2 separate regions of the Homo sapiens genome follow, and region 1 is linked to region 2. The links are chromatin loops, found by intact Hi-C in ENCODE. Cell type or tissue: breast epithelium. All regions are shown on one strand. Each heading gives the region's core, and the rest is flanking DNA. Links, peaks and the distances in the headings are about the cores only. Region 1 overlaps RAB20 (RAB20, member RAS oncogene family). Region 2 overlaps NAXD (NAD(P)HX dehydratase).

The links. Hi-C counts contacts between places; a loop is a spot of excess contacts. Peaks named below come from ENCODE experiments on the same cell type or tissue, not always from the same donor. Only the 100,000 strongest peaks of a DNase experiment are listed, where the experiment ranks them.
Region 1: a loop joins it to region 2, with 16 times the contacts of the local background. A loop is called at or near these places in 13 of 110 quality-filtered maps.

What each region holds. Positions count from the first base shown.
Region 1 is chr13:110,543,381-110,559,388 of GRCh38, reverse strand. All of the region lies in intron 1 of RAB20 (RAB20, member RAS oncogene family), which reads left to right. Among named protein-coding and RNA genes, the nearest start is that of RAB20, 10 kb to the left of the region's middle. RefSeq lists enhancers at 949-1,471, 1,472-1,995. In breast epithelium, for the core only: no CTCF peak of the experiment used is centred there; a DNase peak (open chromatin) is centred at 12,288; H3K27ac peaks cover 1,444 bases.
Region 2 is chr13:110,622,788-110,638,795 of GRCh38, reverse strand. It overlaps NAXD (NAD(P)HX dehydratase), which reads right to left. Exons shown (of 10, transcript NM_001242882.2): 3 at 14,517-14,562; 4 at 13,518-13,606; 5 at 11,249-11,357; 6 at 4,201-4,251; 7 at 4,020-4,124; 8 at 3,208-3,328; 9 at 1,547-1,667; 10 at 1-418. The coding sequence ends at 268. Among named protein-coding and RNA genes, the nearest start is that of NAXD-AS1, 14 kb to the right of the region's middle. RefSeq lists enhancers at 1,256-2,084, 2,915-3,743, 3,744-4,573, 5,568-6,230. In breast epithelium, for the core only: no CTCF peak of the experiment used is centred there; no DNase peak of the experiment used is centred there; H3K4me3 peaks cover 401 bases; H3K27ac peaks cover 2,388 bases.

The DNA.
Region 1 (16,008 bases), core at 4,640-12,639, 79 kb after region 2:
TTCTTTTCCTTCTTTTGCTGAGCTCCTAAACTTTCTCTCCACCCCACAGACATTGCTTTTCAAGTTGTTTTTGTTGTAATTGTCATAACCGAGGCAGAATGGTAAGGACCAGCCGGAGGAGGAACCATTTTGAAAGTTGCTTTTAGCCACACAAGGCAGGGTGGGCTGGGGTGGGGGTGCAGGTGTGCAGAGGGCGACAGGATGTTTAATAGTAAAAACGATTGCATGGGGGTCAGTGTACACCCAATGCCTGGCTGCTTGTAGCCTGCAAGGCAGGCAGTGGATGGAGCTGAAGAGGGGGAAGAGAGTTGGCAGGGCAGAAGTACATTACCCTATTCCATTGACACAACAGTCCTCCAGAGGGAGGTGTGATTATTTGCATGTTAAAGATGGGGCCAGGCGTGGTGGCTCATGCCTGTAATCCCAGCACTTTGGGAGGCTGAGGTGGGTGGATCACGAGGTCAAGAGATCAAGACCATCCTGGCTAACATGGTGAAACCCCATCTCTACTAAACATACAAAAGTTAGCAGGGCGTGGTGGCGCACACCTGTAGTCCCAGCTACTCGGGAGGCTGAGGCAGGAGAATCGCTTGAACCAGGAGGCAGAGGTTGCAGTGAGCCAAGATTGTGCCACTGCACTCCAACCCGGTGACAGAGCGAGACTCTGTCTCAAAAAAAAAAAAAAAAAAAAAAACAGATGGGAAGACAGGGCTGCGCGGTGGCTCATGCCTGTAATCCCAGCACTTTAGGAGGGTGAGGCGGGCAGATCACCTAAGGTCAGGAGTTCAAGACCAGCCTGGTTAATGTGGTGAACCCGTGTCTACTAAAAATACAAAAATTAGCTGGGTGTGGTGGCTGGCGCCTGTAATCCTAGCTACTTGGGAGGCTGTGGCAGGAGAATCGCTTGAACCCTGGAGGCGGAGGTTGCAGTGAGCCAAGATTGCGCCATTGCACTCCAGCCTGGGTGACAAGAGTAAGACTCTGTCTCAAAAAAAAAAAAAAAAAAAAGTGGGAAGACAGCAGAAGTTAAGTGGGATTTAGACCTTGGTTCATCCAACTCCAACTCACCTTGTCTCATTATGCCCTTTTAGGGGGCACTTGCCACTCCCAGCCCTTGTCTAATTGGGCACACAGATGTGGAGTGGTTGCTGTGCATGGGTGGGTACATCCAGGAAGCAAAAGGAGGTTGCCCAGCGAGGAGGCAGAGCCCTAGAAGACGTACTGCTGTGCTCCTCTGTGTTGCCCGGTTGCTCAGGACAGCCTAAAGTGGTGTTGCCTGTTGTTGGCAAATATAAACTGAGGCTCCCCGGTGCCGGGCACTGTTTGGGCCCTCGTTCTACAGCAGTGAGCAGGCCGGCTGGCCGCTGCCCCGCAGGCCCTGGATTCCAGAGGAGGGGGAAAGGCAGGCAAGAAGTGAATGGTACAGCTTCACATCTGATCGTTGCTCTGAAGAAAATACGACAGGCTGATGAGAAAGCGGCTGGTGTGCCCAGCACAGACCTGGTCCCCAGAGCCCTGGAGACAGAATGCTCTCCACATTTGTTTTCCTTCCCTTCTAAAGGCCGTGGCCTGGCGGCCGGGAGGCGGGGGGAGCAGGGGCATTACCTGACTCACGTTTGCATCCCCAGCACCTGGCCCTTGAAGAGCCAGCTTGGAAGGCGGCGGGGAGCCCAGACTTGCGCCACTTCCCTGTGCCGGCATCCAGCTCCAGCTGCGTCTCTGGGGACTGGGTGTTGGAGAGAGTGAGTGCATTTTGCATGTGGAATGGATGCACGTCTGTGGGAGCCTGAAGCCAGGCTGTGACAGACAGAATAGTGGCCACCGCAAAGATGAGACATCTTGGTCTCTTGAGAGTCCTCTGGCCTTTGGGTCCTTCTGAGGCACCAGCAGAAGGTTATGTGGCCACACCAGGGCCTCCTCTCCAGCACAGGCGTTCCGGATGGTGGGCCTCCTAGTGTGAGCCTCCCAGCAATCTGCCTGACTGAGGACTTCCCACATCACCAAGTCCTGCTCCTCTTTGTTCGACAATTCTTCCCTCATCCTATCTGTTCTTCCTCATCTTAATATAAACAGCAAGAAAAATCCACACCTTCAACACTTTGCTTGGAAATCTCCTCAGCTACATATCCAACTTCATCACACAGTGATGCTTCCCTCACAGCTGTGGGGCACGACTCAGCTGAGCTCTCTGGCACCACATCCTCCCTCCTCCAGCTTCTGATAACACAGTCCTCATTCAGACCCCAGGCTTCCACCTGTAATTGGCTCCTTCTGGTGGAGGTGTTCACTACGAGGATGCAGGTTTTCTCTGCTATGCTTCTCGCTTCCTTCTGATTCCTCACCAGCAGGGCTGTTCATGTGCACCTTCCTGCCAACCATCTGTTTAGGCCAATCCGGGCTGCCCTCTCATGATCCTCAGATCCTCCCAGATCTGCCATTGCCCAGTTCTAAAGCCACTTCCATATTCGTGACAGCCTCTCTCTGCTCCCAGTTCCAAAGTCTGTGTCAGTTTCCTATTGCTGCTATAACAAATTAGTTACTTAAAACAACACAAATTTGCTGGGCATGGTAGCTCCTGCCTGTAATCCCAGCATTTTAGGAGGCTGAAGTGAAAGGATCACCTGAACCTAGGAGTTCAAGACCAGCCTGGGCAACACAGGGAGACGGTTTCTACAAAGAATAAAGAAGTTAGCCAGGTGTAGTGGTGCGCACCTGTAGTCCCAGCTACTTGGGAGGCTGAGGTAAGAGGATTTCTTGAGCCTGGGAGGTTGAGGCTGCAGTGAGCCATGATCATACCACTGCACTCCAGCCTGGGCAACAGAGTAAGACCCTGTCTCAAATGAATAAATAAATAAAAATTAAAACCATAGATATATTGTCTTTAAGTAGTCTGGAGGTCAGAAGTCCCAAATGAGTCTCTCACTGGGCTAAAGTCAAAGCTTGCAGGATTGCATTCCTTTCTGGAGGCTGAAGGGAGGAACCTGTTTCTTAGACTTTCCTAGCTTCTGGAGCCTGCCTGATTTCCTGGTTTTATCCTCTCTCCGAAAAGGCAGTCAGGTCAGGTCTGTCCTACACAGCATCCCTCTGAACCAGCCCCTCTGCTTCCCTCTTCTAAGGGTTTAAAGGACCCCTGTGATTTTGTGGGATCCATCCTGGCCCTTGTTTTCAGGGTGGTTGACTGGCAGGCTCAGCGTCCCTCACCCATGTGATGAGGGCACAGGTTCTGGAGATCAGGGCATCTGCCGACCACAGCTGTGGCTGTGGCTGTGTCACCTCCTTTTGCATCAGGCTCCTCCTGTGTAATAAGGGAAGAAAGGGGCACCTGTCTGAGCTTTGTTAGGAGTCAGCCAGTTAACACTGGCAAGGTTCTCAGAACAGTGGCCAGAATGAGGAAGTACCATGTGAGTTTTGCTAAACAAACATTGTCTCCTGGCCTTGGGTGCCTGTCACTGAGGTTACACCAGCAGGCATGTTACAAAGGGAGGAGGGAGGCTCAGCTGGGCCCCTAGCAAACAAGTCTCTAATAAATGGGGAGGCCACGGCGAGAGGAGGGAAGGCTGGGGGCACTCGCGGTGGCCGTGGTAAAGAGTGAGAATAAAAGTCGCCATCTGCCACCCAAGGGCTCAGCAACCTGGGAGACCTGGCCATATTGAATTTCTTCCTTTGCTGTTTGGAGTCGAGCAGGGGGCCGGCTGATGACTGGTTTCACCCGCAGAAGGCACAGGCTGATTCACGTTTGCGCTTCCGTGGCGTCCTCTGCCCAAGCTGCGAGGAAACAGTTCCTCTGTCTGTCTCAACTAGAAGTCTGAGCTTTGGCATGAGCCTTGCAGACCCCAATGTTCTTGGTGCCAGAACCCAAGGACGGGTGGACGGCAAAGATGTGGAAGAGAGATGGGCCCAGCCTCTGGCCTCTTTAGAGGATGCTGATGGCTGAGCCACCTGAGAAGGGATCAGGGTGCAATGGCCCTGGAATCTGTGTGACAAAAGGCAGGACTGAGAAAATGGGGGACTCTGTGGTGTGGAATGGAGAGGACTGGAGCCCCAGTCCCAGGAAGTTTTTGAGTGTTGGAAGGTTGTCACGTGGAAGAGGAATTCAAGCCTCATTTGAGTTCTATTCCGGCGCGTTAGAGTAGTTGGAGGTTTGTGGTGGGAGAGCAGGTGTGGCCTGTGTGTAACAGGACGGGCTGCCTCCGAAACTCGTGCTTCCAACACTTACAGTAATTGCCACTGTATGTGGGTCCCTGCCACGTGCCAGGCTCTGTGCAGGCTCCATACTCCCGGGCTACATCCTTTTCACAAGGCTCCTCCTGGGAGGCGTCAACGTTGCCGTCCTACAGACTGGGAAGCAGCATCTTACAGAGGGGAGGCGGCTCCCACAGTCGCTCCCTGACACGGTGCCAGGGCCGCTCAGCTTCACAGCTTGGTCTTCCTGCCCTTGGGAACCCAAGGTCTGGATGCTGCTTGGCTCAGGACCTAGAGTACGGGTTTCTCAGTGGATCAGGTCCCTCCCTCCCAAGCCGAAATGCAAGGATTTTTCAAGGAAAGGCTCGTGATGGGTTTAGGATCTCAGGTTCTCCAGGCCCTCTCTGGCCTCAGAGGTGCTGTGAACCCAGGCTGGGCTCTGCAGCAAATGAAGATGCTGCTTCGCTCATGCAGGCTCTTTCCTAAGCCCCAGGCAAGATTCTGAGCAATTGGTTTAAGAGCTTTCTCTTTACCTGAACAACTGCAGTGCAGCCCAGGAGAGGATGCTGGAGTTTCTGGTTATGAAATCTTGGGCCTGGAGGAGGGAGAATGTAAGTGCTCGTTCCCGTGAAGTTAGCTAAGAGATTGGCCTGCATGCTGTGAACTGCTGTCTGTCTGAGGCAGAGCCCAGGTGGCTTTTGTGAAGGACAAAGGTGGCTTGTGGGTGAAGGTGCCGAATGAGAGGGAGAGTTCAGCTCAGAGGACCGCGAGCCCCCACCTCTCTCCTTCCAGTCCACACACAAACCTCAGCCCCCAGCCACATGACAGCTGCTCCTAACGGAATGGGGTGGAGGCTGTGTCATATGTGTTGCTGCTTCAGGTTGGAATTGTGATGATGCTGTGGGTGGGCCTGGAGAGCAGCTCTCTTTGGCAGGGACCCCATGGCTGGCTGACATTCGGCACTTTTGACTTGTGTGAGGACTGCACATTTTTTAAAAGCCTTGAGAGATTGGTGCAAAAGTGAATGCACAGCCTGCAAAACACGTGGAGCCAGGGGGATTTTATTTATTTATATAATTATTTAATTTTTTTGAGACAAGGTCTTGGTCTGTTGTCCAGGCTGGAGTGCAGTGGGGTAACCACAGCTCACTGTAACTTCAAACTCCCAGGCTCAAGCAATCCTCCCACCTCAGCCTCCTGAGTAGCTGGGACCACAGGTGTGCACCCTTATTTAAAAAAACAATTTTTGTTTTTGTAGAGACGGGGTCTTGCTACATTGCCCAAGCTGGCCTTGAACTCCTGGGCTAAAGTGATCTTCCTACCTTGGCCTCCCAAAGTGCTGGCATTACAGGCATGAGCCACTGCGCCCAGCCAGGAGTCAGATTTTAGCTGGCTTTCCTATTACATTAGTTTCTATTTTAGCCTCAGTCGGGAGAGGCTTCTGAGTGGTTTTTGAGGCCTTAATATGGTGACCCTCAGCCTGACAATTAGTGTTTGTGTGACTGGAGACCATTTGGTCAATCACATGGTCTTTCTACAGATCTGGGGCCTGACGCAGGCCTGCTGCTGGTTGTTGTAAATAAAGTTTTATTGGCACAGCCACATGCACATGCATGCACTTAAATGCATTGTCTATGGCTGCTTTCACCTTGTAATGGCAGAGTTGAGTCATTGCAACAGAGACCAGACAGCACCGAAAGCCAAACATATTTACTATCTGGCCCTTTGCGGAAAACATTTGCTGATCCCTGGTTGGGTTGTGTAAAGGAGACAATGCTTCTCTAAAAGTCTGTTCCCATAGGTATAGACGCTTCTAAAAAGGTTTAATATTCAGCAGTTGTAGGACACCAAGATTCAGTTCAACTCAACAAGCAGCTCTCAAGTTTCTACTGTGTGTGTGTACTGAGCTAGAGTGGAGTGAGGGTGGATTTAAGATGAACACCAGCTCCTACTGAACAAAAGATCTTGGAAGAAATGCCAGTTAAGGTTTGTATCTGGAAGGTCAACCTGCAAAACCCCAGGCACATGTGGGTCCACATGGTCACCTCTACTGAGGACTTCGAACAGGTGCCTTCTGGGTGCAAGGCCTCATTTGTAGAGTCCCTCTGCTTTATTGACCAGCAACAGTGGCCTGAATATGAATGTGGGTATTAAGATGGGGGAAAGAGAATTAATTGGTTGTCCTGGCCTCAGCAGGAGTGGACAAAGCGACATTATACTCGGAGATTGCAGAGCACAGTGGCCGCTTGCGAGCAGTGTGCGCTGGGAGGCTCGGCCCACAGCCTCCTGGAGTGGCGCCTGGGAATCCTGGGGTGCCAGGGGACCTTGCAGGCTCTTTAGTGCACTGTGGTTCAGGAGAAACTTAATTAAGGTCAACTGTGTTTGTTAACGAGCACCTGAGTCACACTGAATGCCTTTGGGAGACAATTTCATGCTTTGTTATCTTTAAGCTCTCTGGAGAAATAGAAATTTTTATTTATTTATTTATTTATTTATTTATTTATTTATTTATTTGAGATGGAGTCTCACTCTGTCCCCCAGGCTGGAGTGCAGTGGCATGGTCTTGGCTCACTGCAAGCTCCGCCTCCTGGGTTCACGCCATTCTCCTGCCTCAGCCTCCTGAGTAGCTGGGACTACAGGCGCCCGCCACCGCGCCCAGCTAATTTTTTGTATTTTTAGTAGAGACGGGGTTTCACTATATTAGCCAGGATGGTCTCGATCTCCTGACCTTGTGATCCACCCGCCTCAGCCTCCCAAAGTGCTGGGATTACAGGCGTGAGCCACTGCGCCTGGCCCTATTTATTTATTTTTAATTTTTTTTTTTTTTTGAGACAGAGTCTCACTCTGTTGCCCAGGCTGGAGTGCACTGGCACGATCTCGGCTCACTGCAACCTCTGCCTCCTGGGTTCAAGTGATTCTCCTGCCTCAGCTTCCCGAGTAGCTGGGATTATGGGTGCCCACCACCATGCCCGGCTAATTTTTGTATTTTTAGTAGAGACAGGGTTTCACCATGTTGGTCAGGCGAGTCTTGAACTCCTGACCTCAAGCAATCCACCCACCGTGGCCTCCCAAAGTGTTGGGATTACAGGCGTGAGCTACCGCGCCCGTCTTATTTATTTATTTATTTTTTGAGACAGGGTCGTCTTCTGTCACCCAGACTAGAATGCAATGCTGTGATCTTGGCTCACTGCAGCTTTGACCTCGTGGGCTCAAGCAGTCCTCCCACCTCTCAGCTGGGACTACAGCACCACCACACCCAGCTAATTTTTGTATTTTTTTTTTTTTTTTGTAGAGACAGGGGTCTCAGTATGTTGCCCAGGCTGGTCTTGAACTCCTGGGCTCAAGATATCGTCCCTGCTTGTTCTCTTCAAGTGCCGAGATTACAGGCATGAGCTACCATGCCTGGCTGAAAATTTATGATGCCAGATCAAATTGCCCTTCTTTCTGTATTGAGACTTCATATAACATCCCTCTCCAAGAAAAATAAATTTTGTACAAACATACACACACGTACAAACACACACGCCTAAACAGCTGTTGATTCTTAGGATAATGGATTCATCACTGCGACGACAGAGTTCCATGGTCCAGCTGGCCGCGAACGCTGGCCCAGGCAGGTTCCAGCTTCGTTTCAACCCTGGCTTCCCTGGTGCTGTCTCTTCTGCACCTCACTGAGGGGTCTTTCTGCCAGGCCTCCTGGATCTGGTCACCTTCCCTGCTCAGAGCCCCTCCAGCACTCCCCAGCTTATCACTCCTCTTATCTGCCTGCTGGCACTTGAGCCCTGATGTACGATTTGCAGTTCGTCCTGTGTGCCCTGTCTTTGCTCGGTTCTCACAGGTGCTTACAGCGTCTCTGGCCATGCCCAGCTTGAATTTTATCCCATCTTTCAGTGAAGCATTTCTTGGTCTTTGTAGCAGAGGGAAGAATTCCTCCTTCCACCAAACTGCTACAAAGTGACCTTGCACCCCATAGTACATACTGCTGGTTGTCTGTTTTTCTGATCTCTTTTTCTTTCCTTGGATTTATAAACTCCTTGGGTTTTACTCACTTGGAGTTTTCCATAGAATGTAATGTTTTGCTCTGTGATATTTTTGAAACTAAGTTTTTGCTGAAGGAAACTTTTGAAAGCAGTGGGGAAAATTCACAGACTGACATTAGCAGTTTCATTTTCTTAGCGATGTATTGACCCTGAATGATAAAATTAGTGTGGAAATATCATTGTCCTGAGTGCTGTGATACAATAGGCCATTGTGTGCGTGGTAGGGAACTGTGGGTCTGGGACATTAATTATATGGTATCCTAAAAAACTTCTTTAGTAGCTCTTGATTTCTTTTGAGTTCAATATCATTGCAAATCTATTAAAAAGACTAACATACCAGGACTGTGTTTCTGGGAAGTTGGAAAAGATGTATTTTCCCCTACTCTTCCCTCTAATTACAGCCCAAAACCTTGGATTTTATCTTAAAAGCAAACATAAGACTCTGGAAGGTGGCAAGGAGAAGGCAGATCCACTAGATACCTCGGGAATGTGTTTCAGGAAAAAACTCTAAACCCGAGTTTTTCCTCTGCTCTCACAGCGCCACAGCCATCATTGACACAGGAAACTCCTGTGAGCAAAGGTGTAGGGTTTTTCCCACACAGCGAGCAGTGGATACCAGCTGGGTGTCCTCCAGTTTAATTCTGCCACTATCTACCCGGAGGTAGCGTCTCATACCACAGGGTGAGGGCTCAGTCTCACAAGACCACCCCTTCCTTCCCCCTAGTTGCAATTCCAGGCATCTGGAATTTCTGATCCACCGGCTTCAGGTGGGGGTTCCCACGACCCCCTCTTTGGGTTCAATTAATTTGCTGGGAAACGGTTGCTTATGTTTGTTTACTAGTTATTAGACAGGATATTGCAAAGGATACAAATGAACAACCGCATGAAGAGACACATGGAGCAAGGTCTGGAAGGGGTGCCACGGAATTGGGGTGCCACAGAGTTGGGGTCCATGGAGTTGGGGTGCCACAGAGTTGGGGTGCCCTTGTGGCATGGGGGTGAGTTCTTCTTCACCTTCCTGTTGGCCTCCATGTGCTCGGCTTTCTGGGAGCTCCCTGAACCCTGTTTTCTGGGCTTCTTATGGAGACTTCATTGGTTGTCTGTGGTTGAGGCATGGGCATCATGTCAAAATGTGATTGGAAAGGCCGGGTGTGGTGGCTCAGGCCTGTCATCCCAGCAGTGTGGGAGGCCGAGGAGGGTAGATCACTTGAGGGCAGAAGTTCAAGACCAGCCCGGCCAACATGGCGAGACTCTGTCTCTACTAAAAATACAAAAATTAGCTGCGCTTGGTGGCGCGTGCCTGTAGTCCCAGCTACTCAGGAAGCTAAGGCAAGAGGGTCGTTCGAACCCAGGAGGCGGCAGAGGTTGCAGTGAGCTGAGATTGTGCCACTGCACTCCAGCCCGGGCAACAGAGCAAGACTCCATCTCAATTAAAAAAAAAAAAAATTTAAAAAAGTGTGATTGGATAAAAAGGGTGCAGTCTAAGCCCAGCAAGGCCTGTCTGTTCAGATTCCCCAGGCCTCTCTGCAGCATTCCTTCCTCTAGGGTATGGGGCAGGACCCTCTCTGGAAGGAGGGTCTAATGACCCACAATCAGATTAGAGTCCGGCCTGGGCCAGGTGAAAGGAGGACAGGAGAAGGTCAGAGAGAAAGATTTTGTTCCTGAGGCCTAAGGCACCCAACATTATAACAATAGATTGTAACAATGGCTGTAAGAATCATGAGCTAGGAACCGTGGATGAAAAGACACAGTGGTGAGTTCCCTGGATTCCAGATTCAGGGCTGAAGAAGCTAGAAATTCGGAAATGCCAAAGGGCACAGGCAAAATGAATCTGCATTCAAGAATTCAGCTTTTGTCTGAAATATTCCTTCCTGCTTAACCCAAGCTGATACAAATCAACACACTTAACTTTTAGTAGCTTATATTCTAACACAGACCAAGCTAAGCTTGTAGCTCCAAGCAAAGCATTTTGTAAATATTTGCTGATTTGTTTTGTGGACTCACAAGATGTTGATGGCAACGGATGTCTTTCCTCCCTCTGGCCTAACCGCTCTCCGCACACTGGTCTTAAGCCTCTGAAATAGCTCAGCTACCTACTGCTAGGGTTCTGCAAGGAAGTCAGGGTAGTGTCCTATGAAAAACTGGCCTGGGAAGTTTGGAATCATCACACACATGTTCAGGCCTCTGGGTTCTGTAGGGACCCAGCCCTTACCTGGCTGGAGCCCTGGGCTGTGAGAGCAGCAGGCATTTATCATGCTTCTGGGTGCCAGACATCACACTCAGTGCCTTCTGGCATTGTCCATTGTTCCGGCATCCACTTTGTGTGCTTGGTGTTATCCTCACCTCTCGGTGCAGATGAGGAAGCTGAGGCCCAGAGAGCCTAGGGAGCTTGCCACAGGTTGCACTCCAGGTTGGGGAGTGCAGATTTGAGGTGGGTTTTTGTCAAAGTCCACCCTTCCTGGCACTGAGCTGGTTAAGAGGCTACGATGGAGCCTGGACCCCTCACATTGGAGCAGTGCCCACCGACAGACCCCGCATAAAAAAGGAACAGAACAGACCTAACCAAGAAATCAGGTGAGCCCACCGCGCTCCCCTGGTGCCTTCATGAGGATGGAGGCAGGTGAGACTGAATTGTGGACATTTCCAGAATGACAAGAGTTTTTTTTTGTTTTTATTTTTGTTTTTGAGACAGTTTCATTCTCTTGCCCAGGCTGGAGTACAGTGGTGTGATCTCGGCTCACTGCAACCTCCACCTCCCAGCTTCAAGCAATTCTCCTGCCTCAGCCTCCCGAGAAGCTGGGACTACAGGTGCACACCACCACACCTGGCTAATTTTTGTATTTTTTGTAGAATTGGGGTTTCACCATGTTGGCCAGGCTGGTCTCGAACTCATGACCTCAAGTGATCTGCCCACCTGGGCCTCCCAAAGTGCTGGAATGACAGGTGTGAGCCACCGTGCCCGGCCGAATTATGGTGTTTTCTAATCCATAAAAGAAAAATTGTTGGATCAAAAAGATGTAGCATTCTAACTGAAGTTGCCTTGAGGATAACAGTGTCTTTTATTTTTGTAGTCTGTTGACCAGGTTTCCTATTTGTATTTTGGAAATTCTCAATTTTATTACTAAGAGCCTTGACGGCATAAGGAGTTGCTCTGGTGGTAGCTTCACAGTTATAGAATACCTGCTATGGGAAACTTTTTGCTCCAGGTTATATCTGAAATGCTTACCTATATTTTAAAGTAAGTGTTTAGATACAAAGAATAAATGGGACGGCCTATTTGCAATACTGTTGTGTAGGCTGATTAGCATTAGCTTGTGGGGTCATGCAGGCTTCCCAAGACTGAGGTTCCAGTCTACAGACTTTGGCCTTATAGCTTTGGCCTTAAATTATAGCCGATGCTTCCACAACACTTAATATGTGCCAGAGGCTCTGCAAAACGCTTCCCCATTTTAGCTCCTTTAATCCTCTCTGGCACCGTAGCAGGTAGCAAGGTTATTTTCCAGGAGTGGTGGAGTGGGGATCTGATCTGGGCAGACCTGTCCGAGGATTTATGCACTTAATCTCACCAGCCTGCTGTGTCCTTCGTAGAAGTGACTTGGATCCTAAAGTGAGAGTGGAACTGGAAAGGAATTGCTCCAAGTATGCATTCACTCACACAAGGTAATAAATGTACATCGGGCTACGTTCTATTTCGTGCATGGGGTGCCTGTGAACTAGAAAAGTCCTGCTGCACCCAACGATAGTAAATGAAAAACAGTTTCAACCTGTGGCCTGTCTCATCACTAACGAGATCAATGTGTTAAGATTCCTGTTAACGCTTTCCCCGTGTAGAATTAAGCGCACTTCATTCACATAGGAAGCTTGTTGCGCCTCGTGTCTGAGCTGCGCTTTCTCATTTATGCAGAGCCAGCTGATTCAGTGTGTTTGGGGCAGGGGTCCGTTCCCTTCCCTGACCTTGGCTGCTCTAGTTCAGGACAGTCTGGTTAGAGGAGGCGCCGTGTAGACCGCTGTGATTTGGCGCAACAGTCAGCTTCCTGGCCTTGACTGGCGGCATTCCAGGCTTCTGACATATGAGTCCTTGAGAAGGAGGAACACTTTCTATTGTTTGTGGTACAGAAGTTCAGCTTGGCCAGGCGTGGTGACTCACGCCTGTAATCCCAGCACTTCGGGAGACTCAGACGGGAGGATCCCTTGAAGTCAGAAGATAGGTACCAGCCAAGGCAACATAGCGAGACCCTGTCTCTACTAAGAATTGAAAAAAAATTGCCAGGCATGGTGGTGCACACCTGTAGGTTCAGCTACTGGGGAGGCTGAGGTGGGAGGATCACTTGAGTCTGGGAGTTTGAAGCTGCAGTGAGCTGTGACTGCACCACTGCACTCCAGCCTGGGCAACAGAGTGAGACCCTGTCTCAAAAACAAACAAACAAACAAACAAACAAACAAAAAACCCAAAAAACAAAAAAAAACAGAAGTTCAGCTTGTACTGTTCACAGATGCTCCAGGTCAGTTAAGATTTGTGAGCCTGGGTGTCACCCAGCACCATGCCATGACACACGCTTAGTGGCCCTGTCACACAGACCAAGGGTGGCCTGCAGAGCCGCTGAGTGCATCAATAAAAAATGAGGCATTTCTACTTAGAAATGGAAGACTCATGTGTGACTGTGCTTCCTTGTGGGTTGGAACTGCCTTTCGGGACGCTACCATCTCATGGCATAACTTGAAATGACTTATGTTGCCCAAATAGGTGAATTTAGGGTTGTACCTTTCCCTCACAGCTGTATTTGGGATCAGCAGGTTTTCTTTTTAGATGAATCAATTGGAACACTTTTAGAAAACAAAATGAAGATATGATCCTGTCTCTGAGTCTCAGTGATGTCTTCTTAAAACTGTAGTAATAAACCTTATTTCCAGGGACAGTTATGAAGCTTAAATAAGATGACAGATGTGCAGGGAGCCCAGCATGGTTCTCGACTCTCAGTAATGCAATGTCATCTTCTTTCTCCTGGCACATCATAGGTTCCCTTAGCTTTTGTAAAGGGTGATAAGGATTAAATGGCTGAGGCTTTTTTTTTGGTGCCTATCTCATGGGGTTTCTCTGCTATGTGAAGGAATCACTTTCAGAATTATGGATTGGAATGGCTCTGGTTGGACATTGACTTTTCATCTGCTTTGCTGTATGCTTGGTCCTGGCTTCTGGGTGAAGACTACAGGATCCACGGTGTTTCTGTGGAGTCAGATCATGAAACAGGAATGTAGAGCTCAGAAGTAAATGCAGCATTTTCCCCCACAGCAAGGCTCTAGTCATTAATTGCTTAATAATAGAGAACGAAGGACTGTAAAGAGGTCCTTAACATTACAGGGCATATTTTACAGACTCCTATTGTGCCCTTTTTATATGTTGCTTTGTATTTCCTTCTTTTTGAGGGGGAGTGCAGGAATTTTATCATCTTCCCAAGGTGGCACTGATGCACTTCTCTAGACTTGCCCAAGCTCTGGGGGCCCATGTGTCCACCTCAGTCACCACCTCAGCACAAGGATCTCCAAGCTCCTTCTAGTTTTAATATCCTGATGTGTGTAGAGTGAACACTCAGTGAGTGTGAACTTGCTCATTTATTCAGCACTTTTTGGAGGACTGCCTATAAATCAGATGCTCTGCTAAGCGTGGGCAAGTGGCAGTAGACAGAATACGCAGTCCAGTTGGGGAGACCGACCACAGACAAAGAGCATTCACAATACGATTTCTAACACTTGCTGTGAGGAAGAGAAGGGGGTGCTAGGATGGGCACTATTTTGGGAGACATAATACACTTATTTAATACTTTTTAAATTTTTATGAGTACATAGTAGGCGTATATATTTATGGGGTACATGAAATGTGTTGACATAGGCATGCAATGCATAATAATTGCATCGTGGAAAATGGGGTATCCATCCCTCAAACATTTATCCCTTGCGTTACAAACAACCCAGTTACACTCTTAGGTATTTTTTAATGGAGACTGTGTTAATCCGTGTTCATGCTGCTAATAAAGACATAACCGAGACTGGGAAGAAAAAGAGGTTTAATTGGACTTACAGTTCCACATGGCTGGGGAGACCTCAGAATCATGGTGGGAGGCAAAAGGCACTTCTTACATGGTGGCGGCAAGAGAAAATGAGGAAGAGGCAAAAGGCAGAAACCCCTGATAAAACCATCAGATCTCATGAGAGTTATTTACTACCACAAGAGTAGCACGGGAAAGACTATGCCCCCATGATTCAATTGCCTCCCTGTGGGTCCCTCCCACAACACGTGGGAATTCTGGGAGATACAATTCAAGTTGAGATTTGAACGGAGACACAGCCAAACCATATCAGAGACCTACTTGAGATTTGAGGGTGTGTGGTGCGTCACTTTCCCTCGGTGAGGCGCTTTACCTGTGTTTCCACACTCACTGTGGCACTCCTCTCTGGTTCTCCATGTGTCTTCCTAGATGTCACCCTCCACAGGCTCCAGTATTCCCGTCTGTCTGCGCCACACGTCTCTGTGCCTTGACTTCTTTGAGTTGGTTATGACCTAGGTCTGGCTCCTTCATTGCATGAGTTTAACGTGTCTTTATTTTTACATCTGTATTAGAGTCATGATTTTGCCCTTTTTGGAAAATTATTTTTTAACATGTGTCAAGGTAGAATTGCTTTAAAATCCCACTCATAGATTCAATGCAATCACTATCATAATTCCAATGGCATTTTTTACAGAAATAGAAAAAAATTCTAAAATTTATGTGGAACCACAGAAGACCCAAAATAGCCAGCAAAATTCTTGCTCAATTTTGAGCAATAATAAAGCTGGAAGCATCACACTGCCTGACTTCAAAATATGCTACAAAGCTATAGTAATCAAAACAGCATGACCTCAGCATGAAAACAGACACATTGACCAATGGAACAGGGTAGAGTGCCCAGAAACAAATCCACACGTTTACTGTTAGTTGATCTTTGACAAAGATGCCAAGAACCTTTGGGGGAAAGGACAGCCTCTTCAATAAATGGTACCAGGGAAACTGGATATCCATATGCACAACGAAACCAGACCCTTGTCTCACACCATATACAAAAATCAGGCTGGGTGCCTGTAATCCCAGCATTTTGGGAGGCTGACGTGGGTGGATCGCTTAAGTCAGGAGGAGTTTGAGACCAGCCTGGCCAACAAGGTGAAACCACATCTCTACTAAAAATACAAAAATTGGCCGGGTGTGGTGGCAGGTGCCTGTAATCCTGCTACTCAGGAGGCCAAGGCAGGAGAATCAGTTGAACCTGGGAGGCAGAGGTTGCAGTGAGCCGAGATCGCACCACTGTACTCCAGCCTGGGTGACAGAGTGAGACTCCGTCTCAAAAAAAAAAAAAAAAAAATAACCCACATTTGATTAAAGAGTCAAGCATAAGACCTGAAACTATAACTATTAGAAGAAAACATAAGAAAAAAGCTTTGCAGTATTGGTCTGGCTAATGATTCTTTTTTATGTGACTCCAGAAAGCACAGAGAACAAAAGCAAAAATAGACAAATGGGATTGCATCAAACCAAAAAGCTTCTGCAGAACAGAAGAAACAACCAACAGAATAAAGAGAGAACATCCAGAATGGGAGGAGATATTTGGAAAGCATACAGCTGATAAGGGATTAATATCCAAAATATATAAGGAACTCAAACAACTGAGTAACAAGAAAACAACCAGATTAAACAATGAGCAAAGGGCCAGGTGCCGTGGCTCTCACCTATAATCCCAGCACTTTGGGAGGCCGAGG
Region 2 (16,008 bases), core at 5,044-13,043:
TCTGTCTTCCCAGTTACTACCAAGGAGCTAAGGAAAGTTCAGGAATACTTTGTTTAGTGTCGCCATAACATCTCCAACCATGCATTAAGTTTAACCAAAAGCTGCAATATTCCAGATTCTTAAATTCTCAATGGCAACCAATTTATGCTCAAGTTGAAAATCTGGCAAGCACCGTACGCCTTCAGCACACGCGTGGGTCCGGATTTTCCCATCACACACACGCTCTCCCCCGTCCAAGGTGCCTGTTTACTTCTGGTCTGCGCGGGCTCAGGTTTCAAAGAGCTTGCTGAAGGCGGCCCCCACCTCGGCGATCATGTCGGAGGTGGTGGTGGAGCGACCGTGCTTCTGGAAGGCTTGGTGGTTGCACTGCCTGGTGAGAGAGCAGGCGCCAAACGCGGCCACCAGGAGAGGGCTGGACCTGCGGAGAGGGGGACAGCAGGAGGTGTGGGGAAGTGGGCGTCGTGGTCCGGGGGCCGCAGCTACCCTGGGCTCTGGTTTTGACTCCTGTTTCAATCTCAGGACCCCAAATTGTCAATTTCAAGTCTGATATGCCCCTGAGGAGAAAGCAGGTTTATCACAGCGAAAACCACCATTAACCCTCCACTACTCCCTGGCAGGAGGCACACAGGAAACGTCTATGTACTCGGAGACAGGTCCAGGGCTAGGGCACACAGTGGGCCAGGTGTTCCCGGGGAAAGCCAGGCGGCACAAGCTGCTTAGCCCTGTTTGACTGTGCTCTCAGTGCCCAGGTGCAGAGGGCATCTGAGGTCTGAGAATGGGGATTCCTGCTACCAGGGCTCCATCTCCTGGGGGAGGGGTGGAGGCAACTCGAGTGAACACAGCAGAATGAACAGTAAGACTCCTGCCCACACCCCTACCTCCTCGGCTCTCAAATTCATGTGGACACACCTAGTTTGGGGGATGGTCCCAGACTCTGCCATCCCGGCAATGAGGACACATGAGGCCACTGGATGACAGCCCTGCCCACCCTCCAGAAGCCCGGGTCTGCCACACCTAGCACCTGCAGCCACCACCTTGATGGGCTCACAGAAGAGAAATGGAGATGCTTAGAGGTATGGGAACTGCTTGCATTCATAAAGTTCTCTGACTACAGAACTGGGCCAAGGGCCCTGGTCCTAGAATTCTGCTGTCTCTTAAAGAAAATTCACATCTTTAAGAACAAGTGTCTAAGTAAGCCTTGACCCTGTCTGTTTTCTATCTTAGTATTCTGTGTTACACAGAATAAACCACTCAACTTCCCAGAACAGCGTGCTGCTGGGCCTTGGTTGCACCTCGGAACTCTCTGGAGAGCTCTGAAGACCACCCCTGCCCCAGGCCCCATCCACAGTGAATGATGGACAGGCCCAGGCCCAAGTGTGGGGTGGAAGCTTCTGCCAAGAGGGTTCGTCTGTGCCGAGATCTCTCCAGTGAAGCCTAGAGTTCATTGTCAGTGTTTCCAGGGCTACTTATTCAACGCATGAGCTACTGAAACAGCTTAGAAAAATCAGACGGTTTCAAAGTAGAATAAATGAAGACGTGGCCTTACCCATTTGTTTTCTGTGGTCCAGCAAGGAGCGCCCAGTGTACCAGGACGCCCAGGGAGCCCGACAGGAGGTCCCCTTGCCCTCCACACCTGCGGCTGCTGCCTTCCTGGCTGCACACAAGCACTGCACAGGGCAGAAGTGAGAGCAGGTGTCAGCATGGCCATGTGTGTGAATGTGACAGTAGCCACGGGTGTGGAAGGCCGCACGGCAGGCAGAGCCACACCCTCCAGGAGCAGCCTGAGGCTCCACTCACATCCTGCCTGCTACGGCTCTTCCCTGTTTGTTCCAAGGGTTGGAGGCAGCCTCTGTTTTACAGAAGAGGAAACCAAGACACGCAGTGGTGAGGCTGCCCCAGACCCCGCTGTGTAGCACAGCAGGTTGGTGGAGACACCTGCAGCTCGGAACCGCCTCAGACGAGCCCAAGCAGGCAGCTCTGAGCAGGGCGGCGCCAGCCTCCAGCTCCTCCCACCAGCTCCCAGGGACGGAGCCCTCACCTGCAGCCCACACTCCAGAGTTCACCTTAAACCACAGCTCAACCATACAGGGCAACACCGAGCGAGGCCTCCACCGGCCTCATAACGTCACGTATGCCTGTGTATGGGAATTCTCTATTTCTTTGAAAAATGTTTTGAAAACCAGGTGTTACATTCTCTGAACCTGTTAGACCCAAGAGAGCCTTCCAGTGATTAAAAAACCCTCATCTCAAAGGTGTCAGAGTCCCTCTGAGAACATCTGCTCTGTGTTCCTTGTGCACAGCTGTGTGTGGATGAGTGTGCGAGGGCGTGTGCGAGGCTGTGAGCATGACCATGCATGTGTATAAGTGCGAGTGTGCAAGGGCGTGCGAGGCTGTGAGCACAACTGTGCATGTGTATGAATTGCATGCGTGTGCACATATGTGCATGTGAATGTGAGTGTACAAGTGTGGATGTGCACACACCCGCCCACAGACGCCTCAGTGTTCTACCCTGATTTTGGTACCTAGTCCAGCCCCACAGCTCAGCAGGTGAGCACATTCGCTGCCCATCATCTGTCCAGGCCTGAATGGAGGGGCTTCCATTTTCAGCGCTAACAAGGGCACGGCTCCCCAGATGCCTCGCTGGCGCTGGGCCCGGCCTCTGCCCTGCTCTCACTTGGCTCTTGCTGAAGCCTCCCCAGGCTCCGTGGGAGTGGCCAGTTGAGACTCGCCACACTCAGTGCCTGAGATTCCACTACCAGCATCAGCTTCGGGGCTTTCTGCACTTTCCAGTCATTTTGATAAAAGAGAATGAAATGCAATAAAATACCCAAATAACTGCATGGATGGTGGATGCCACAGGTGAGATGAAGGTGGCAGCTGGAGACGCGGGACCCTGCACTGTGCCCTGCTGTTGCAGGCACCCTCCCGCCAGACTGCTTCTCATAACTGAGGCAAGGGAATTCAACCAACGGGTAAGGCCCACGGCTCGAAAGCCTGCCCTCACCACTGTCACCTCCCCTGGCAAAACAGTGAAAAGTCAAAACATGGACTCTGAAGAAAGTGTGGTTGACGAGCTCATCAGGAATCCCTGTGTGAATGTGTGTGAACACGGGTGTGCACGGGAGAGGTCTTCCAGGGCTCATGCTCGGTGTGGCCATGCTGACTGACCTGGCACTGGCCCATGCACAGAGGGCAGCCGCCACTCACCCTGCTGGCCGTTGGAGAGGATGTCGCGCTCTCCTTTCTGGACCACCGTCACGTTGCCCAGGGCTTGGCTGAGTCTTAGCACAGATCCATGGCTGTCATCGCTGTCCATAGGGCCTCTGAGCTATGACAACACAGGAAGACAGAGAAAAAGCAAAGTCTTCCTCAGACACACGACGACAGATAGCCCTGTCCCATCCGCCATGAGACTCATGCTCTCGTGTCTAAAGGGATCACCCAGGCACCTGTTAAAGGCCATGTAGGTGGGAGGATGCCCAGGATATCACCTGCAGTGAGTCCTCCGAGCAGGTGCTGACACGGTGCCTGCTCCAGTGCCCATCCTCTACCTCATCAGAGCAGGCTGAAGGAGGACCACCCAAGACTGGGTTCTGAGAGCTTTGCAGGAGTAATACAAATTCCAGTCGTACTGGGCACTAACATTGATGGGACACTTACCATGTGGGGACTCACGGCTTTACATAGGTTTCCTCATCTCATCCTCACAACCCCGTGAAGCTGATGCCATCATCACATTACAGATGAGGCACTCAGGACACAGACAAAGTGACCTGTCCAGAGTGCACTGCAGGAGGGGCTGACTGACCCGAGTCCCTGCCTGTCCCAAGCCCACTACACCATCGTTCATCCAATCCAAGCGCATTAATGGGAAGACGCGCCATCCGCTGGGAGAGGCACAGCGATTACTTGCAGGTGTGTCCACAGGGACAGGCTGGGCAGAAGCATGGAGCTCGTCCTTCACCCTCTTCAGGACGAACAGGGCTTGCATCTACCCTCCAGGGGGTCCACTGACTCACCACAGCGTCATACAGTCTGCTGAACTCCACGTGGTTGGGAGTGAGCACAGCCTTCCGGTAGCCATGGATGAGGGCCGGCTGCTGAGCGACCAGCCACAGGCCATCCTGCACAGAACAAGGAGCCGTGCTCACTGCACAGGCCTTCCGGGAGTCCGAGCCAGGAGGAGAGAAGTCAACTCACCGCGTCGATGACAACAGGGATGTCCCTGGCCTTTGACACTTCCAAAATGCCCTGCCAGAAGAGAAAACCAGACTGAGCACCATGCCTGCTGCTATGGTGTGGGTATGTGTCTTCTCAAAACTCATGGTGAAACTTAATTGCCAAGGGAAGGGTCCTGGGAGGTGGGGCCTTTAAAAGGTGATGTGGCAGTGTCCTCATGGGTTGGTTTAATGACCTTTAAAAGAGGCATAAGGGTCTCTCTCCTGCCCTTCTGCCCTCGCCAGATGCCGGCACCTTGATGTTGGACATCCACCTTCAGAACTGTGAGCCAGTAAACGCCTGTTCATTATCAATTACCCAGTCTGTGGTACGGCTACAGCAGCGCAAAACCGACTAAGACACTTTTCCCAAGAGTGACAGAAAATTGAGCAGACTCTTAATAAAATGCAACATCAGGCCATCAAACAATAAATGGAAAATAATCAAGTAAATGAATAAAATAGAGAAGCAGAAAGACCCAATGAACTCGCAGAGCCCGTAAACAAGGCAGGACACTGGGAACTCTGAAAGGCGAAGCCCACTGGAAACGCTATGAACAACAGCTGGGCTCCTAGGCTAACCCATGAAGACAGCCCCCGCCCCAGCAAGGGCATCCAGTTCTCCAACAGATACTAATACGCAGCATTCGGAGGCAGGAAATCTGAATTCCTGAGAATTCCCCAAATCATTAGTCATTATGTATTTTTCATATCACTTTACTTACACGTTTTAAAATAACAACAATAATAAACAGGGAATCATTTTTCCCTGATAGGATTACAGTGAAGGTTTCAAAGGTTTTCTATTAAAAAAAAAAAACTACATGTATAGATACACACACATATATGTAATATTTGGTGGTTTTTATTATTATGAGCCAATACATTGTGACAAGATTATACACTGCAGTAGCATGTAAAGTGATCCTGACTTGACAGACACCTGATAATACAAAACATTAAAATAGAAAACATTAAACAAAATGAGAGGTGACAGCATGCTGGCAGTCCTCAGAGCCCTCGCTTGCTCTCAGCACCTCCTCTGCCTGGGCTCCCACTTTGGCGGCATTTGAGGAGCCCTTCAGCCCACCACTGCACTGTGGGAGCCCCTTTCTGGGCTGGCCAAGGCTGGAGCCCACTCCCTCAGCTTGCAGGGAGGTGTGGAGGGAGAGGCGCGAGCGGGAACTGGGGCTGCCTGCAGCGCTTGCGGGCCAGCTGGAGTTCCGGGTGGGCGTGGGCTTGGCGGGCCCCGCACTCGGAGCAGCCGGCCAGCCCTGCTGGCCCGGGGCAATGAGGGACTTAGCACCCGGGCCAGCGGCTGCAGAGGGTGTACTGGGTCCTGCAGCAGTGCCAGCCCACCGGCACTGTGCTCAATTTCTCACCGGGCCTTAGCTGCCTTCCCGCCGGGCAGGGCTCGGGACCTGCAGCCCGCCATGCCTGAGCCTCCCACCCCCTCCATGGGCTCCTGTGCGGCCCGAGCCTCCCCGACGAGCACCACCCCCTGCTCCACGGCACCCAGTCCCATCGACCACCCAAGGGCTGAGGAATGCGAACGCACGGCGCAGGACTGGCAGGCAGCTCCACCTGCAGCCCTGGTGCGGGATCCACTGGGTGAAGCCAGCTGGGCTCCTGAGTCTGGTGGGGATGTGGAGAGTCTTTATATCTAGCTCAGGGATTGTAAACACACCAATCAGCACCCTGTGTCTAGCTCAGGGTTTGTGAGTGCACCAATCAGCACCCTGTGTTTAGCTCAGGGTTTGTGAATGCACCAATCGACACTCTGTATCTAGCTGCTCTGGTGGGGCCTTGGAGAACCTTTATGTCTAGGTCAGGGATTGTAAATACACCAATCGGCACTCTGTATCTAGCTCAAGGTTTGTAAATACACCAATCAGCACTCTGTGTCTAACTCAGGGTTTGTGAGTGCACCTATCGACACTCTGTATCTAGATGCTCTGGTGGGGCCTTGGAGAACCTGTGTGTCGAAACTCTGTATCTAACTAATCTGATGGGGACGTGGAGAACCTTTGTGTCTAGCTCAGGGATTGTAAACACACCAATCAGTGCCCTGACAAAACAGGCCACTCGGCTCTACCAATCAGCAGGATGTGGGCGGGGCCGGATAAGAGAATAAAAGCAGGCTGCCCGAGCCAGCATTGGTAACCCGCTCGGGTCCCCTTCCACGCTGTGGAAACTTTGTTCTTTCGCTCTTTGCAATAAATCTTGCTACTGCTCACTCTTTGGGTCCACACTGCTTTTATGAGCTGTAACAGTCACCGCGAAGATCTGCAGCTTCACTCCTGAAGCCAGCGAGACCACGAGCCCACCGGGAGGAACGAACAACTCCAGACGCGCTGCCTTAAGAGCTGTAACACTCACCGCGAAGGTCTGTAGCCTCACTCCTGAGACAGAGACCACGAACCCACCAGAAGGAAGAAACTCCGAACACATCTGAACATCAGAAGGAACAGACTCCAGACGCGCCACCTTAAGAGCTGTAACACTCACCGCGAGGGTCCACGGCTTCATTCTTGAAGTCAGTGAGACCAAGAACCCACCAATTCTGGACATAAAAATACATGCTAAGAATAATTTAAAGTATTGAAAACTAAAGCCGTGTATATTAAATGAAATTTGAAAGCTGACAAAGCATTAGCTGCTCGCCTAACAAAGTGCTCATTTCAGCCTGTTTATGACGCACATTCCAGCCATAGGAAAGTGTGTATTTGGCTCTGACACTGGTCCGAGCATTAGCAGTGTGTCCTGAAGCCCCTTCCAGGGAGGCAGGTACCTGAGACTTCATGGAAGTTTATTATTCCCTTTATTAACAATAAAAATTCTTTGTCTGCTTGCCCTGAGTTTGGCTTTACTGTTAAAACTGGCAGGCTTTTGCTAATTCAGATTTTAGATCAGTTTCTGATTTCATGTTGCAGTATTTGGCAACAATCTGACATTTTCATCTGTTTCTGTGTTTTCTTTTAATGTATTTGCAAATAGTACTCAAAAGTGAATATTCAAACCCTGGAAAATGCAATGTTACATGGGTCTCCTAGAAAGGTTTGCAGCATCAGAGCACCCAGCGCAGAAGGGTGTCCCCACCCATGGGAAAGCAAACCTTGGTACACTAGGGAGAAATCTGGGGGCATCTCTCAAAAATTTAAACGTCCTTACTCTGATTCAGCAATGGAACTTCACCCAAAAGAGTGCACAAAACACATAGATTCAGGACACCACTGATGTTAACATGAAGAAAAAGCTGAAAACAGTGTAAATGAACTAAATACACTGTAGTAGATCCATAAATTCTGATGTGGCTGTTAAAAATAATGAGTATCCACATATCCTTCCATGAAAAAGTCTCCAGGACACACTGTTAACGAGTGTGCAAAGAGCACAGTGTGAGGACAGGTGCATTGGTCAAGAGCCTGCGCTCCAGATTCAGACAACGTGGGTTCAAAGCCAGCCCAGGAACCAGAAGACTTAATGTTGTTAGACATTCCCCCAACTGATCTTCAGTTTCAACATCATCCCTACCAAAGTTGCGGCTGCCTATTCCACAAATCAGCAAGCTGATCCAAAACTGGAATGCATGGGACCCAGGAGAGCCAAAACAACCTTAAAAAGAGCGAATTTGGAGGACTCGGGCTTTCGACGTCAAGGCTTCCTACACAGCCACAGCAGTCAAGACCGGGCAGTTGCAGGACAGCTGTACAGATCAACAAAACAGAAACAACAGTCCAGAAATAAGCCTTCACATTTAGGGTCAACGGATTGTCAGGGAGGATGACAAGTTGGGAGGAAAAAGGAGTCTCTCCAGCACATGGTGCTGCAACAGCTGGACACCCACAAGCAAAAGACTGACGCTGGAGCCTCCTCCTACCACACCAGCATCAGCTCGACATGCACCGCAGAGCTAAAGTAACAACCAAAACAATAAGGCTCTTAACATGTAGGAGTAAACCTTGGGTTAGGCAGAAGCTTCTGAGATAAGACACCAACAGCACAAGGGACAAAAGAAAAAACAGCTAAATTGGACTTCAAAATTAAAAACTGTGCTGTAAACAAAACCATCGAAGTGAAAAGACAACCTACAGAATGAGAGGATATCGGCAAATCGTCTCTCTGATAAGGAACCTGTGTCTAGAACGTATATGAAGAACTCCTAAAAGTCAATAAAAAAAAGGCAAAAAACAGTTTTCAAAGTGGGGAAAGGGTATGAATAGACACTTCTCCAAAGAAGATACCCAAAGAGGCCAGGCATGGTAGCTCACGCCTGTAACCCCAGCACTTTGGGAGGCTGAGGCGGGCGGATACCTAAGGTCAGGAGTTCGAGACCAGCCTGGCCAACATGGTGAAACCCCATCTCTACTAAAAATACAAAAATTAGCTGGGTGTGATGGTGGGCGCCTGTAGTCCAAGCTACTTGGAGGCCAAGGCAAAGGAATCACTTAAACCCAGGAGGTGGAGATTGCAGTGAGCCAAGATCACGCCATTATACTCCAGCCTGGGTGACAGAGTGAGAATATGTCTCAAAAACAAAACAAAACAAAAACAAAAAAAAAGATACCCAAACAGCCAATGAGCACATGCAAAGATGCTCAACAGCATCAGCTGCCAGGAAAACGCAAACCAAACCACAGTGAGGTCGCTCCACGCCCACTAGAGTGGCTGCTAAGTAGACAACAACAGTAACAAGTGCTGGGAACGATGTGGAGAATCAGAGCCCTCGCACACTGCTAGAGGGAATGGAAAATAGTGCAGCCGCTATGGGAAACAGTGGCAGGGCCTCAAAATGTGAAACACTTAACACCCAGGAGAGTGAAAACACATCCACACAAAAAGTGGAAACCAATTTTCCATAAATTAATCAACAGATAAACCAAAGGTGGTGTATGCATACAGTGAAATATTAGATATAAAAAGGAATGGAATACTGATACATGCTACAACACAGGTAACTCTAAATATAAAATTATGCAGAGTGACATAACTAATCACTAAATAGCACACGTTGCATAATTCCATTCATATGAAATGTCCTGAACAGGCGAATCCAGAGAGACAGAAAGCATACTAGCTGAGTGGCTGCCAGGAACTGGGGAGACTGGGGAACAGGGAGCAGATGCTAACGGGGATGGGCTGCTTCTGGAGGCAATAAACATATTCTAAGGTTGATCATGGTGATGGTTGCACAACTATGAATATACTTGAAGCCACCGCATAGTTCACTTTAAATGGGTGAGGGGTATGGTAGGTAAATCATCTAAATAAAGTCGTTTTTAAAAAACCATCTCTGCAGTTTCTTTGCTACCAGATCCCACGGGCGTCTTGAATCCTTGCCAGGACTCAATCTGTCATCAGAAGAATGGGGCTATGAATAGGAATCTACCTAATCGGGTTGTTTTCAGGCCTACACCAGATGATGACCTCATTCAGGAACGTCGACGAAGTAGGAAGCCTCTGCTCCGCACCAGACACGAGCTGGAAGCTGACGAGGAGGCGGCAGCCCACGCTAGATGACCTGAGGGCTCTCAAGACCACGGCAACAGTGTACAGGAACCAGAATGCAAGGTCCAGAGTCTGGGCTGCAGGGGCAGCGACGCACACCCTCACTTCCCACCTTTCACACTTCCACGCAGTACAGTGGTTTTTTAAGATACCAGTTTTTAAATTGTGAACTTAAATTCACAAAGAAAATAACCTGAAGCAGAGCACTCTGGCTCGTTCACCTCTAATTCATCCGCACCCCCAGGATGCAGAGCTGGACAGGAAGCAGCAGCCGTGCACCGCAGACCCGCAGCCTGCAGATGGGACTCCCCATTGAGAGCCTCTCCCCGGGGATGACAGAGGGTTCTACTGCTCCTAAACATGGCCACCTCCTCCTTCCCGGTGAGCGGGTAAGACCTTAAAGCTCAAAGACGGGCTCCCGTGCTGACTCCACGCCGCTTTTCCTGGTCTGTGCAGTGTCAGCCTGCGTCTGCCTGCCCCTCAGATGACTCATCCTGCACTGCTGGCTCCATCACTCGCCGCCTTCAAGCCCCGCAGCCTCAGAGACCCCTCCATTAACTAAGCACCCAACAGAGTGCCATGCAGATGGCTGGCATTTTCAGGGTGACTGCTGATCTGGGGAACACAAAATGGCCAGGCACCTTCTAAGGGCTTCAAGCGTAGTCCCTCACTAATGCCCGGCCTCTGATCCCCATGCAGTCACCACGCCTTGCACATGTGAGCACCCTGTGGCACCAAGCCATCTGGCACACTGTGTCTTCCCCCAGGAGCTCTAACAGGGGTCCCCCGGAACTTGAGAAAGGGTCTCAGAGGGCAGCCCCACAGGAGCACAACCCCCAGCAGAGACACACCAGCCCAGGGAGCGTCAGAGGACGCAGGGAACACAGAGCTGGCAGCCATCCCCATCTTTTTATCGCCCCTGATCCCAGGTGGTATTTATTTACAGCAGGCACAAAGTGATCAGAATAACTTTCATCTTTTGGATTTAGGTGGGCATAAGATGAACTTTAAGAAAGAAATACCAGCATAAATGAGAGTCCATGCGCATATGCATGTGGGCACGGACAAGCAGGCCCGTGTCACCTCACAGCCTGATGTCAGCAGAGCATGGCGCCAGGGCTGTGTGGGAACAACGGCCCAGGAGGCTGAGGGAACCCCAGGATCCCCCAGCAAGAAGGGGGTGGCCTGGGAGATACACCCAGGCCTGACCCCAAACCTCTGTCACCTCCTCAGTCCTGCTCACCCTCTCCTCACATCAGACATAAAACAACTGAGCAACTCCACACACACACCTCCTGCAGCTGCTCCATGAGAAAACAGTCGGGCCCGGAGAGAAGCACATCTCAGCACAGTTCCTCCCCACCTTTGCACTCAGTTTCTCCTCCGTCCCTCAAATCTTATCTCAATCATGCCACAAAGAGGCACACGGAACACTACACAAAATGCAAGAGAAATGCCTCTGTTCCAACTTCACGCCTAAGGCTAAGCCTGTCATGAGGGAAGTGAGTGAGTATACACATTACCTGGACATTTCTGAGAAGCGCATCATCTCTACCCAAGCCAGGTCCTACGACAAGAGCATGCAGCCGGGGCAGCCACTTCTCCACCTCATGAACAGCATTGGGGCTGTCACTAAAGAAGGAAAGGAAGGCCAGGATGGTTACCCACAATTCCTCATTTACTTACTGTCATGTATTTGTTTACATTTTATTTTGAAAAAATAACTTATAAATAGTAATGACTTTTAAATAATTTCTGTAATTTAGATTTATTATTTAATCAGTACAGAAGGCTCCCATGTACCCTTCGCCTAGCCTCCCCGAGGTTAACGCCTCACACACCCACATTCCGGATCAGCATGACCAAGTTCACATTGGTTAATACTATTCATTAAACCACAGCATTTTCCAAATTTCCCATTTCCTCTTGATGTCCTCTTCCCATGTCAGGACCCAAACCAGGCCCCACACTGCATGTGGCCATTGCCTCTCCCTGATCTCTCTTTTAATGCCCAGATTTACATGCCTAGCTTTCAACAGTTACGACAAGTTAGAAAAAGAACGATGGCTATTTTCAAAATCATCTTTGCCCTCTAAAGTTAGCCCGTTTGTTTCCATCACATACATGTGTGGCTGTAAAGCCTACTTTGTGTGCTTATAGACCAGGCCCCACACAACGCACTGACCCTGCTGCAGTTTCTCATTCAGAACAGGGCAGGGGTTTGCTTTTTCAGAACTCCTTCCTGTTCGGTGTGACCTCTCCTAGAGCCCACTGTTAAGGCTTCTGTCCCCTTTCCTCCCCGACAAGCTCCCTTGTCAGGGTCACCCCGCACTGTGAGATGCACCAACTGTTCTCAGGCCTCATCTCCAACTGACCCAGAGTCGCACACACAGGCCCTTCTGGAGCTGTCTGGAAACAGCGGCTTCACTGACTCCTGGAGGCCCCTGCTGCCTCCTCCCCAGCCCGTGCTCCCAGCATCTGAGTGCCAAGTCCCCCCTGCCCCCAACCCCAGCCCCCCTCCGCCTCTTACTCCCTCGTCTTCCAGCTTTAAGCACCGTCCACATGTGCATGACTCCCAAGCCCGTGTCCCCACTGTCCAATGCCCTCTAGCCACGTCCCTTGGATGTCTAACTGGCAGCCAAACTGCGCCCTACACCCAACGCCTCATCTTCATCCCACCCAAGCCCGTTTCCACCACATGGAGTGACCACTCGCTCAGACCAAAACCCTTGGTGGAGTCTGTGCCCCTTGCCTTTTCCAATCCAATCTGTCGGCAAATTCCACCCCCAAACTTTCCAAACATACCCAGAATCCGGCCCCTCTCACCATCTGACTGCACCCTTCCCTCCCACAGGTCCTTACCACAGCCTCCGGCCCAGCCCCACAGCCGCGTAGGAGCCTTTATGACCCACACTGGCCCTGCCCTGCTTACTCAGGGCCAGAGCCACAGCCCTGACAGCAGCCCCACACCCTGTGGGGCCCAGCCCTGCACCTCTTGGTCACCCGACACATCACAGCACCGCACCTGGAGCTCCGCGCCGGCTCCTCTCTGGTGTGGAGAGGCCGGGCTCGACCCAGGCGTCATCACACTGTGCTGCCGCCCCAACTGCCCCTCTGCCCACTCTCACAGCCCCCTCCCTGCTGCCGCTCTCTACGGTTCCTTCACCACCTGACATCCTCCTCTCCCTTGTCTCCAGAGCAGCACAGCCCAATCCAGTCGGTGCAAACACACACAATGAAAAGTAAACAAGAGCAAACGCTCTGCTCCCGCACCTCCCAGCCACATTTCAAGCCCTCAGTGGCCACAATCCTGGACGGCAGAGAGAACACCTCCACACAGCAAGCTCTATAGCATAGGCGGTCTGGGGGAGCCCCACGGGGGCAGGTTTTTGCCTGCCCAGTTCCACGCTGACCCATGGAACACAGGCTAGGGCCTGGCACCAGACATATGTGCCGAGTGCAGGAAGGGTCTTGTTATTGCTCAGAGGCCCTTCGTTTCCACCTTCTGCAAACCTGTCACACACAGCCCACAGGGCCTCCCTGCCTCTGGAGCTGGGCCCCGGCCATTTCCAACAGGCCCAAGCTCCCCCACCCACCTCTCCACCCCGCCGTCTCTGTCTTATTCTGACCCCAGAAGAACGGGCTCCTTCATTTCCCTACTTCCTCTACAGCACCTGCTGAGAAACTCTGAGGATGGAAAATCCATCAGGACGCTTTCGGTGTCAGTGCCAAAACCCCAAATGATGCAGGAGGGAAAGAGAACCTACGAGAAGCCGGCGCAGAGCGACTCACAGAACTGGGTGGACGATCAGCTCCGGGCTGTAGGCCTTAATCACAGGTGCGGCCGCACTGGCACAGAACACGTGGGACAAGTCTGCGCCCTGATGAAGGAGCACAAGAGGCCGACTCAGGGATCGCTCCGGCATCGCTGCCCACCCGCCAGACACAGGCGTCCAGCGCTCATTACTCAGCCCTGGTGACGTGCATGAGAAACGTACTAGCTCGGATTACACCCAGCCAGGTGGCTTAGCAAAGGGCCAGGGCGCAGAGCACAATACCTAAAAAGAAAGACTTTTGCCGCCACTGCAGAGGCAGGGTCAGAGCCACACACACCAGCACGGCCCAGCTCGGTCTGGTCACCCTCCAGGAGGAAGGGTCACAGGAAGAGGCCGGCCGTTAGCACTTGCTCAGCTCATGGGAAACTGCAGGATCAGCGGCTTCAGCTGCGACCTACAAAGGCATCCCAGGTGCACTTTGGTGGAGTACAATACAAATCACGCTTTAGGTTTTAAAAATGGGCTTCAATTGAGGCCAGGTGCAGTGGCTCACGCCTGTAATCCCAGCACTTCGGGAGGCCGAGGCGCATGGATCACGTGAGGTCAGGAGTTCGAGACCAGCCTGACCAACAGAGAGAAAACCTGACTCTACTAAAAATACAAACAAAATTAGCCAGGCGTGGTGGCAGGTGCCTGTAATCCCAGCTACTCGGGAGGCTGAGGCAGGAGAATCGCTTGAACCCAGGCGGCGGAGGTTGCTGTGAGCCGAGATCCCGCCATTGCACTCCAGCCTGGGCAAAAAGAGCGAAACTCTGTCTCAAAAAAAAATGAGCTTCAACTGAAGTGATCTTGTTTATGCACAGATGTCAGGATAGACTTAACGGTGTTTCTATTAGCTATGATTACCCTAAGATATTATTTAGATTTCTATCAGAAAACATTTGCTTTAATCATATTTAAATAATCAAACTCTCTACCAGAAAAATCCCAATAAAGAAATTTTAAGTAAACATACCACTTTGAGAGCTGAGATTGCTGCAAAATATGGGGCTCCAGTGTACCTAAAAAGAAGGTATTTAGAGTCAAAAACTTCTGAGAATAAGGTAAGCATACCTTGATCAATAAATAGGTTATCAATAAAAAATAGACATAAATAATATAGACATGGTTTATCAATAAATAACAGAGACATGAAGCACACAGCACAAACCCAACACCTAAAAGATGCTCAGCAAATGTTCAATGAACATGAACCAGGTTCGACTAGAAATGTCTTTTTTTTTTTTTTTTTTGAGACAGAGTTTCACTCTTGTTGCCCAGGCTGGAGTGCAATGGCACGATCTTGGCTCATTGCAACCTCCGCCTCCTGGGTTCAAGCGATTCTCCTGCCTCAGCCTCCTGAGTAGCTGGGATTACAGGCATGCGCCACCACACCCGGCTAATTTTGTAGTTTTAGTAGGGACAGGGTTTCTGCATGTTGGTCAGGCTGGTCTCAAACTCCCAACCTCAGGTGATCCGCCCGCCTCGGCCTCTCAAAATGCTAAGATGACGGGCATGAGCCACCGCGCCCAGCCAGAAATGTCGATCTTTTACATAAAACCTTCATGCATTTCAGGAGAGTGAATCTCTGGCAGTAATGCCTGCAGTCTCCCTGCAATGTGAATGTTCAAGGTAAGGAGCTGACCGCAGGCTTCTGCCTGGAGAGAAGAAAGTGACAACCACATGTTCGGAGCAGTCGGGCATGGACAGGGTCCCAGAGTGGGCAGACCCCGTCCTCCAAGAGTCACAGTCAGCAGAGGCCAGATGGGGGCCACCTGGGACAAACAAGAAACGGCACCCACCACCCAGCTGCTTCCGCCTGGCTGTTCTGGAATCCCTGGCTCTCCAGGTCTAAGGGCACTTCAGGCACAGAAAGGAAGAGCCCTGCCCTCCGTCAGATGGGCAAATGCAACCTTTATGTCCATTCCGAGCAGTGAAATGTTTTGCTAACCCAAGAAAGAGAGACCTGGGCAAATGCTGATACCCATCACCTTACATGGCCTTCTCCTGCAAAGCGGTGTCAATAGCGTTGTAAATGCAAAAGACAGTACAGAACAGGCAACATACATGCACACACTCTTCCATCATGTGAAAACAAGCCTCACTAATAAGAGAAATGCATTAAAACAACAAGAAAGCTTGTCGACTTCACTAGCAAAGGTTGTCCTCCAAGGGCTGCAGGGAACAGGTGCTCTTGGGAGGCAACACACACTAACGCAATGGGGGGACAATTCGGCAGCGTCACCAGCATGTAAAATGCACACATACCTGATCCAGTAACAACTCTAACACACCCTATGGCACGATCAACAGCTGCAAATGGAGGGATGGGCAAAGAGAGATACCACATCCATGCAAACAGAAAGCAAGCAGAAACAGAGGAGCCACGGCAGGCTTTCCGTCAGAGGCAGAAGGTATCCTTCACACCCAAGGACAACTTACAAACAGCTACGTACCAAACACAGCAG